Regions from separate parts of the Homo sapiens genome. Here region 2 is linked to region 1. The links are chromatin contacts, found by Hi-C or POLR2A ChIA-PET in ENCODE. All regions are on one chromosome and are shown on one strand. Each heading gives the region's core, a stretch centred on a gene start or an enhancer-like site at or near the end of the contact. The rest is flanking DNA. Distances are from core to core; before and after follow the strand shown.

Region 1 (4,389 bases), core at 496-2,995:
AAAATAACACACGAATAAGGAACATGACATTGGCTATATCAAAAGAGTTTTATAAGACAATCACACCTGCTACTGCAAAACTCCAAACTGGCAGTATAAACATCACTTTGCACTTATTTAAAATTATGGGACCAAAAGATGACATTAGGTAAATGAATAAATAATTAGGTAAATAAATGTTCTTAGAGACAAGAACTTAAAGAATAAGTTAGAGAACTTAGAGGTAAGAATTTAGAGAATAACTACTTATTAGGTAAATAAATAAACACAGATGCCTTTGCTAAAACGACTAAGGAAAGCAGAGAAGATACTTGGAAGATATATTTTTAATGTGAACAATTAATGTAAACTTTCTCAAAAACAACTGTAATCCATTCTTTCCAACTGCTTCATTCAGTAAATTTCTTCTTCAAAATGACCAATTATTTTGTTTTGATTATCTTGCTCTGTAGAAAATAGTGGACTGTCATCAATATGAAAAGAATTTCACTATTCTTCTTAATTTTATGTTGATGATAAATTTAAAAGGTGGTTAGGGAAGTTGACAATAGCACATGCAATGCCTTGAATGATGGGCAAAGTGTGAATACGTTATGCAATATATGGAAATTTTCTTTACAAGTATACTGCCTTTAGGATATTTATGTTTAACCAGAATTGCAGGTTGGAACCTGCAACTAACTTGCATTTAGTGAAATTCAAGTTATTTATTATATCCTTACTAGTGAAAAACTGGCTCTGAGGTCATTTAACATCTCCTAAATGTCAAGAGGTCATTCAACTTCTTTACAATGACTTCAGGTTAACAACAAAAGCAAAGAAACGTTATCTTTGGTTGCTGCTTCCAACTGGCATCTTCAGAATCAAGGGATATAGTGCCACATCAGTACCATGTCAGACTTGCTACAGGATTTTGAAAAGATGAGTTTCCCAATCATCACTCTTTTTTCTAGAACTAGATTAGTGACTAAAATAAAGTAATAACACTCCCAGGGAACTGTGATCATCCATATTTAGATACTTCTCACCAGAAGATACAGTTGCATTACGATATTGGTTTGAACACCTTAACAGAATCCAAAATAACAGTGACTTACATAAGAGTTAAAAACTTATTTCTCAGGCTGGGCACAGTGGCTCATGCCTGTAATCCCAGCACTTGAGGAGGCTGAGAAAGGAAGACTGCTTGAGCCCAGGAGTTCAAGACCAGCCTGGGCAACATGGTGATACACTGTCTCTACAAAAAATTTTTAAAATAAAAAATCAGCCAGGCATGGTGGCATATGCCTGTAGTCCCACCTACTTGGGAAGCTGAGGTGGGAGGATCACCTGAGCCAAGGGAGGTTGAGGCTACGGTGGGCTATGATCCTGCCACTGCACTCCAGCCTGGACAACAGTGTGAGATCCTGTCAAAAACAAAAAACAAAACAAACAAAAAAAAACAAAAACAAAACGCCTTATTTTTCCTTCACATAGACATCTGAGTTAGTAGGTGATCTGGAATGTAGGGCAGTTCTCTTTCCAGGGCATCCAGAGAACCAGAGTTCATGAATGTTATTGTTCCACCAGAGCAGAGATACAGAGATAAACAAACTATAGTTAGCAGGCACCGGTTTTGGCAAATAAAATTTTACTGGAATACGGCCACATCCATTGTAGAAGTCTTGTCAATGGCTGCTTTGGAGCTACAAGGTCAGAATTGAGTCACTGGGACAGAGACCCTATGACTTTCATGGCAAAATATTTCCTATCTGGCTCTAAGAAAATGTTTACTTGGCTGGGCATGGTGGCTCACACCATAATCCCAGAACTTTAGGAGACCGAGGTGGGTGGATTGCTTGAGGAGTTCCAGATCAGCCTGGGTAACATGGCAAAACCCCACCTCTACAAAAATTAAAAAATTAGCTGGGGCCAGGCGCAGTGGCTCACACCTGTAATCCCAGCACTTGGGAGGCTGAGGCCAGATCACTTGAGGCCAGGAGTTCAAGATCAGCCTGGCCAACATGGTGAGCCCCCTCTCTACTAAAAATACAAAAATTAGGCGGGCATGGTGGCACATGCCTGTAGTCCCAGTTAGTTGGGAGGCTGAGACATGAGAATCCCTTGAACCCAGGAGGCAGAGGTTGCACTGAGCCACGATCACACCACTGCACTCCAGCCTAGGCAACACAGCAAGACTGTCTCAAATTAAAAAAAAAAAAAAGAGAGAGAGAGAGAGATTGAGAGAACGGATATCAGAGGCCAATTAGCAGGTTCTATAGACCACCTTTCTGGCCACCCAAGAATCAATGCATACCCTTCTGAGACATAAGAACACATTCATCTCCTTCCCAAGGAAACCAATCCAAAGTCCTACCCAGTTACCTCGCAGAGTCCAAGACCTCTCCATCGAGTTTGGATGTGGTTCCTTTTGGAGAAGTGACTCATCTACTAAACATCCACTCTCCACTTCTGTGACAAAGACAGGATAACCACAAGTAAAACTCCAGGTCAGACAAGGGAAGAATGGGAAACATACAGCTGTCACTCATCCTCAGCAACTGTAAAATCCTAATGAGCAGAAGCTGCAAAGATTCCCTGTCCTGGCAGAGAGTAAGTTCCTTGGTTGACCCACATGATCACCCCCAATTCTGTTGTCTGGGAGGATCTTTTGTGTCCATTATTCTCTATAGCAGCATCTGGGTCAGTATTGGAAACTACATCCTTCTTATTTTATTTATTTTTTAGAGACAGAGTCTTGTTCTGTCACCCAGGCTGGAGTGCAGTGGTGCCATCTCGGCTCACTGTAACATGTGCCTCCCGGGTTCAAGAGATTCTCCTGTCTCAGCCTCCTGAGTAGCTGGGATTACAGGTGCCTGCCACCATGCCCAGTTAATTTTTTCATTTTTAGTAGAGACGGGGTTTCACCATGTTGGTCAGGCTGGTCTCAAACTCCTGACCTCGTGATCTGCCCGCCTTGGCCTCCCAAAGTGCTGGGATTACAGGCGTGAGCCACTGCGCCTGGCAGACTTCCTCATTTTTAAAGTCAGTTTGAGTTGCACATTCCATTAACTGCATCGACATCAAGCTTTTATTAAGTAACTACTGCTGGGCACAGTGGCTCACGCCTGTAATCCCAGCCCTTTGGGAAGCTGAGGCAAGCAGATTACTCGAGCTCAGGCATTTGAGACTAGCCTGGGCAATATGACAAAACACTGTCTCTATAAAAAATATAAAAACTAGCCAGGTGTGGTGGCACAAGCCCGTGGTCCCAGCTATTCGGGAGGCTGAAGTGGGAGGATTTCTTGAGCCAAGGAGGTCGAGGCTACAGTGAGCCAAGATCACACCACTGCACTTCAGCCTGGGCAACAGAATAAGATCCTATCTCAAAAAAATAAAAACATAACTACTGTGTCAGGGACAATATTAGGCACAGAGAATATAAAAATGAAGAAGACAGCCAATTGGCTCAACATAGAGTTTTTATTCCAAAGGAAGACATGAATACCTAAAGAAATAATTATGATATATGCTATAATCAAGACAGGTGTAATGTGAGCCTAATAGAAGAAGCATTCCTTCTGCCTTTCTGGGACATTGAATCTGTTTCCCATCATAGATTCCTCAAGGGCAGAGAATCAAATCATTTTCTTCTTCTCATTCTCAATATTTGGCATAATTCCTTACACACAGCTGCTCAATAATAATATAGTATACTTATCAAAAGGATCAATTTTACTAAGTTCTCTAATGTGCTTGTTGATTTTTAGAGGATAAAGTTGAGTCCAAATGCAACGCATAATTTCATCAATATTTCCACCTAGTTTGCCAGAAGTCTCCAGCCCTATCTAGTATGTATGTGTGTATTTGGTGTACCTCCAAAATATGTTTAACATAACTTAAAATATAAAATACAGATAAAATTTAAACTGAAAATCACTTATCAAAGTGAAAAGACAAAATCAAAGTGAAAAGACAAAATTAAAGTAAAAAGGAGGAAAGGGAAGAAGTAGGAAGAAGGAGACATTCCGAAACATCTTAGAAAATCTTAAAGCGGATGATGCCAGTGGGCTTTGTAAAGATAAAAATGCTTAATTACAAAGCTTGGAGTGAGAGACAAACTAAAAATGAAACTACTGATTGTCTGTGCTTAAAGCGTCCTTTTCACTTCTCCCAACACACCCAACAGAAAATAGCTTAAGCTCAGTGGATTCATCCATCATATCGTCAGTAGATCTTAAAATCAACAGGCATTCCTAAAGAGATACATGGGCCACAGTTCCTTCATTTCAGTTATTTCCTTGGGTCCTGTATTCCTAATATTTTGGGACAGAGTGAAGCAACAACTCTATTCCCTGAACTAAAACTTCCCAGTAGGTCACAATACATTTTTTTGAAAGATTTGGATGG
Region 2 (4,389 bases), core at 862-3,361, 58 kb before region 1:
TTAAAATCTACCAAACTGAAGATTTTCCGAGGAAAGCGAACATTATATCCAGAATCATGGACGGACAGAGGATGCACTTGTCCAATCCTCAATCCTGGTGAGTATTAGACTTTCCTATCTTAGTACCTACCTTGTCTCTGCTGATTTGCTGCTTGTCTTACATCCTCTGAAGCACAACATAAACAAACTCAGCAAGAACATCTCTCCCTTTCACCATCTGACTCCTGCGGAAAATCCAAATGGAATTCTTTGAACTAACATCGAAAAATTATTTCTCTTCCATGTGCTCTATAAAAGTTTAATATTTTAAAATCCAGAAATATAATACTCTCTATCCTAAAAGAGGAGGCTCAGATTGGTTCCAGGTGCCAGTTGCATAGAAAGCACTTTCATGAATTTATCTGCCACTTACTCTTTATCTGAAAGCTAGGTCCTATTACAGTAGAACCTGTTCCCAAAGGAAGTTCAAATGCAAAATTCCATCTGTGGAAATAATATTGAATTCATTTCGACTATTGCTTGAAAAGCATCTGTTTCTCTTGGAGAGAAAACAGTTCTCAAGTTCTCATCATCTTGTTTTTCATGAAATGATATTTCTGGTTTCAAATTAGAAACAGCAGAAATAAACAAAACAAAAACTGTAGGATTTTAGAGCAACTTGAAATGGAGAGAAATTTGATTTGCACCTTTAAATGTTATAGCAGAAGTGAAGACAAATAAATAAGCACAGGGGTTCTTGCCCCAAGCGCATGGTTATCCTGGGTTATAAGCTGCTTATTTCTCTGTCTCCCTCATCAAATTTGAGGATGGGATTTAGGCTTTTGATCATAGTATCTTCAATACCTACCATTAGTACCCAGATAATGGTAACATAATACTTAGCAGGTTCTAATAAAACAAATCATAATTCAAAAAATCCTCTGCATCTCCCTGCTTGTGTGATTGTCATCTGTGTCTTAGCGGCACTGATGAAACAGGTGCATTATTTATGTTCTTCCCCATATAAACTCATTGTTTATATGAGTTTATTCCTTCCCCATATAAACTCATTGTTACATTAATAAGAAGTCTTTTGTGCCCAACCTGGCCAACACAGTGAAACCCCATCTCTACTAAAAATACAAAAATTAGCCCAGTATGGTGGTATGTGCCTGTAGTCCCAGCTACCCAGGAGGCTGAGGCAGGAGAATCACTTGAACCCAGGAGGCAGAGGTTGCAGTGAGCTGAGATCGCACCACTGTACTCCAGCCTGGGTGACAGAGCAAGACTCCATCTCAAAAAAACAAAGTCTTTTGCGGTCTTTGATTGATTAATAAATTTGAGAGAAGCAGATAACTGAGAGAGAAAGAGAAAGAGAGCATAAACTAACAATAAAATATCCCCTCAGTCTAAACAAACTCAACATTGATACAGAACTTTTGATTTTGGCCAAGTGTTGACCAATCTCTCACATCCTTTTCTACCCTTTCAATAATATATTTAAATTAATTTAGATTTTAATAAGGAAACTGTGAAAAATAATGTTTTAAATTATATAAATAAATAAATAGACTGGGCATGGTGGTTCACGCCTGTAATCTCAGTACTTTAGGAGGCCAAGGTGGGAGGATAGCTTGAGCCCAGGAGTTCAAGACCAGTTTGGACAACATAGTGAGACCCAGTATCCACAAAAAATTTTTTAAATAATTAGCTGGGTGTGGTGGCAAATTCCTGTAGTCCCAACTACTTGGAAGGCTGAGGTAGGAGGATCACTTGAGCCGGGGAGGTCAAAACTGCAGTGAGCCATGATTGAGCCACTGCACTCCAGCCTGGGCAAACAGAGCAAGACCCTATCTCAAAAGAAATTAAAAATACATAAATAAAATTCCAAAGAACAAATTGAAGTAATAAGAATCCTGAGCTTTGAATACAGGACACTAAAAATAATTCATGTAAGTTCTATTTCCCAGTGATTTGTGCTTAGAGGCATCTCTTATAAGAGCTTTCCTACTGTCTTGGCAAAAGAAAAAAAAAGTCTGCCCAGTTTAGTGAGACATTAAAAACAAAAGCTTTGACCATGTGAGCCACCCTCCAGGAAGTGAACTATACTTCCTAATCAGGTTTCTGCCAAGCCAAGTCAAAGAATCAACTGAGTTCATCACAATTGAAAACATAAGCGCAATTATTTAAAGAATTCTTGAAAACATGTTTACTTGCTTTGAAGAAAAGACTGGAACTTGCCAAAGCAAAACCAGACACTCTTTCATTTTACTTTGTTTTTCCATTTTTACAAGTTCAACAGCCAAGGCCAAAGAAAGCTGATAAGAAAACTGAAACCTTACACGCCAACCTGCTTCCTTGGCTACTTTGGAAAAGAAACAATCCTATTGGGTATCCCTGCATATTCATTCATTCTTAATTCATGCATACATTTACTCATTCATCAGTCATATATTTTAGAACACCAAAACTAGCACTAAAGTATTGTATCTTCTTTTTCTATGGATACAAAATAAACTTCGTGTTCTCAGACGTGTAGCAAAGTAGATGTCAAAACCCTAGAGATAGGAAAATAAAATATAAATGCTAATAAGAGGTATAAAAGAACATTGTTTTGCATATTTGTTTTTGGTGTGATGCTGCTTCATAATTTATGGTTTTATTCAGTATTGTTTTTATCAATTTAACTTATATTTATACTTTAATGGTAAATTCCTGTTTATTCTATTTGTAGTTTCAAAGTAAATTCATGTAAAAATACTAGACTTAACCCTGAGATTGATTTCTTTCTTTTTTTTTCTTTTTTTAAAGACAGGGTTCTCTGCTCTGTTGCCCAGGCTAGAGTGGTGGTACTATCACTGCTCACTGCAGCCTCGACCTCCCAGGCTCAAGCAATCCTCCCGCCTCAGCCTCTTGAGTAGCTAGGACTATAGACATGCCACCAAACCCAGCTAATTTTTGTTTGTTTGTGTTTTTGTAGACAGGGTCTTGCTATGGTCTCAAACTGGTCTCAAACTCCTGGCCTCAAGCAGTCCTCCCACCTCGGCCTCCCAAAGCACTGGGATTACAGGCGAGAGCCACTGCATCCAGCCCTAACCTTGAAGTTTCTTAAAAATTGATTATTGTATTTTTAAATGAGGAGTTTATTATTTTAGACATTATACAAACAATTTAAGGCTATTATATTTTTAACTAGTCTGTTAATTAAATATTGAGATTCTTTTTCATGCAGAAGTTAAGGTTGCCTTTTATAATTTAAATGCCTTTTCATTCATTTTACATTGTACTCTCCAGTGTTTGAAACCTCTCTGTGTCATTATTTTCCTTTTTCTCTTTTTCTGAAAACACCATAATAGCTTTTTTGAAGTTTAGGATGAGTTTCTTTTAATAATCTTTTAGCAGGGTGCAGTGGTTCACACCTGTAATCCCAGCACTTTGGGAGGTTGAGGTGGGTGGATTGCTTGAGCCTAGGAGTTCGAGGGCAGCCTGGGCAACATGGTGAAACCCCATCTCTAACAGAAAATACAAAAATTAGCCAGGTTTAGTGGCATGAGCCTGTTGTCCCAGCTACTCAGAAGGCAGAGGTGGGAGGATTACCTGAGCCTAGGGAGGTGGAGGCTACAGAGTTCAGATGGTGCCACTGCACGTCAGCCTGGGTGACAGAGTGAGACCCTGTCAAAAAAAAAAAAAAAGAAAGAAAAAGGAAGAACAGAAGGAGAGGGGAGGGAAGGGGAGGGGAGGGGAGACGTTTAGGGGAAATTTTTAAATTTCACATTTCTATCCCCCAGAGATCATCTCTGTTAATAGCTTAGGCAAATCCTTTCCAATCTTCCTCTGTGTGTATGTATTATATTTTTTAACCAAAACGATATCATAGTATATGCTCCATTCTGTAACCTGCATTATTCTGTTAATAAGCTTTACCTTCAATTTCAGTTGATTTTCATGTTATCTAATACTCAGGTCATATTTCTATTTCCCAACTGATCCCAAAATGTCCTCTACAGCTGATGTGTCCTTGCCAGTATTCAATCCAGGATCACACGTTATATCTAGTTTTTCAGTCCTTCAACTCTTTTTTTATTCTAGCACAGTTCCTTTTTTATGACTTGTTGAGGAAACCAGGTCAGATGCCCTATCCATTATCTGACCATCAACATTTGTGTGGTTGGTTCATTTATGGTGGTGTTTAGCTTATTCCTCTATCTCTTCTATCTTCTGTAATCTCTAAAGAAAGGCTTGATTGATTCAAGACAAACATTTTGGCTAGAGTCCATTATAGAGATCATGGTGTGCTTCATGTTGAATCATGTCAAATGCACATGGTACCTGGATAACCTCCCATCAGTGTCTCTAAGCTTGACCTTTGGATTACAATGAAGGCAGTCTGATCTCTCCATTGCCAAAGTT

The links. A loop is a pair of places that touch in the nucleus more often than their neighbours do. ChIA-PET counts read pairs that join two places held with the same protein, here RNA polymerase II (POLR2A). Pooled maps may share reads with other maps.
Region 2: a loop to region 1 is called in a map of endothelial cell of umbilical vein, with 5 times the contacts of the local background. The contact joins two enhancer-like sites. A Hi-C loop is called at or near these places in 1 of 168 maps with a recorded cell type or tissue (endothelial cell of umbilical vein) and 1 of 50 pooled maps. POLR2A ChIA-PET finds 5 or more read pairs at or near these places in 2 of 52 experiments (Panc1 and activated T-cell).

What each region holds. Positions count from the first base shown.
Region 1 is chr12:95,603,332-95,607,720 of GRCh38, reverse strand. No RefSeq gene overlaps it. Among named protein-coding and RNA genes, the nearest start is that of USP44, 54 kb to the right of the region's middle. Within about 2 kb of position 1,745, at least 4 of the 41 ENCODE cell types and tissues checked have a DNase peak (open chromatin) inside an H3K27ac peak, as active enhancers do; they include endothelial cell of umbilical vein, where a contact is called at or near this core.
Region 2 is chr12:95,661,518-95,665,906 of GRCh38, reverse strand. NTN4 (netrin 4) reads left to right here. Exons shown (of 10, transcript NM_021229.4): 9 at 1-97. It also overlaps the pseudogene PGAM1P5. Among named protein-coding and RNA genes, the nearest start is that of USP44, 110 kb to the right of the region's middle. Within about 2 kb of position 2,111, at least 2 of the 41 ENCODE cell types and tissues checked have a DNase peak (open chromatin) inside an H3K27ac peak, as active enhancers do; they include endothelial cell of umbilical vein, where a contact is called at or near this core.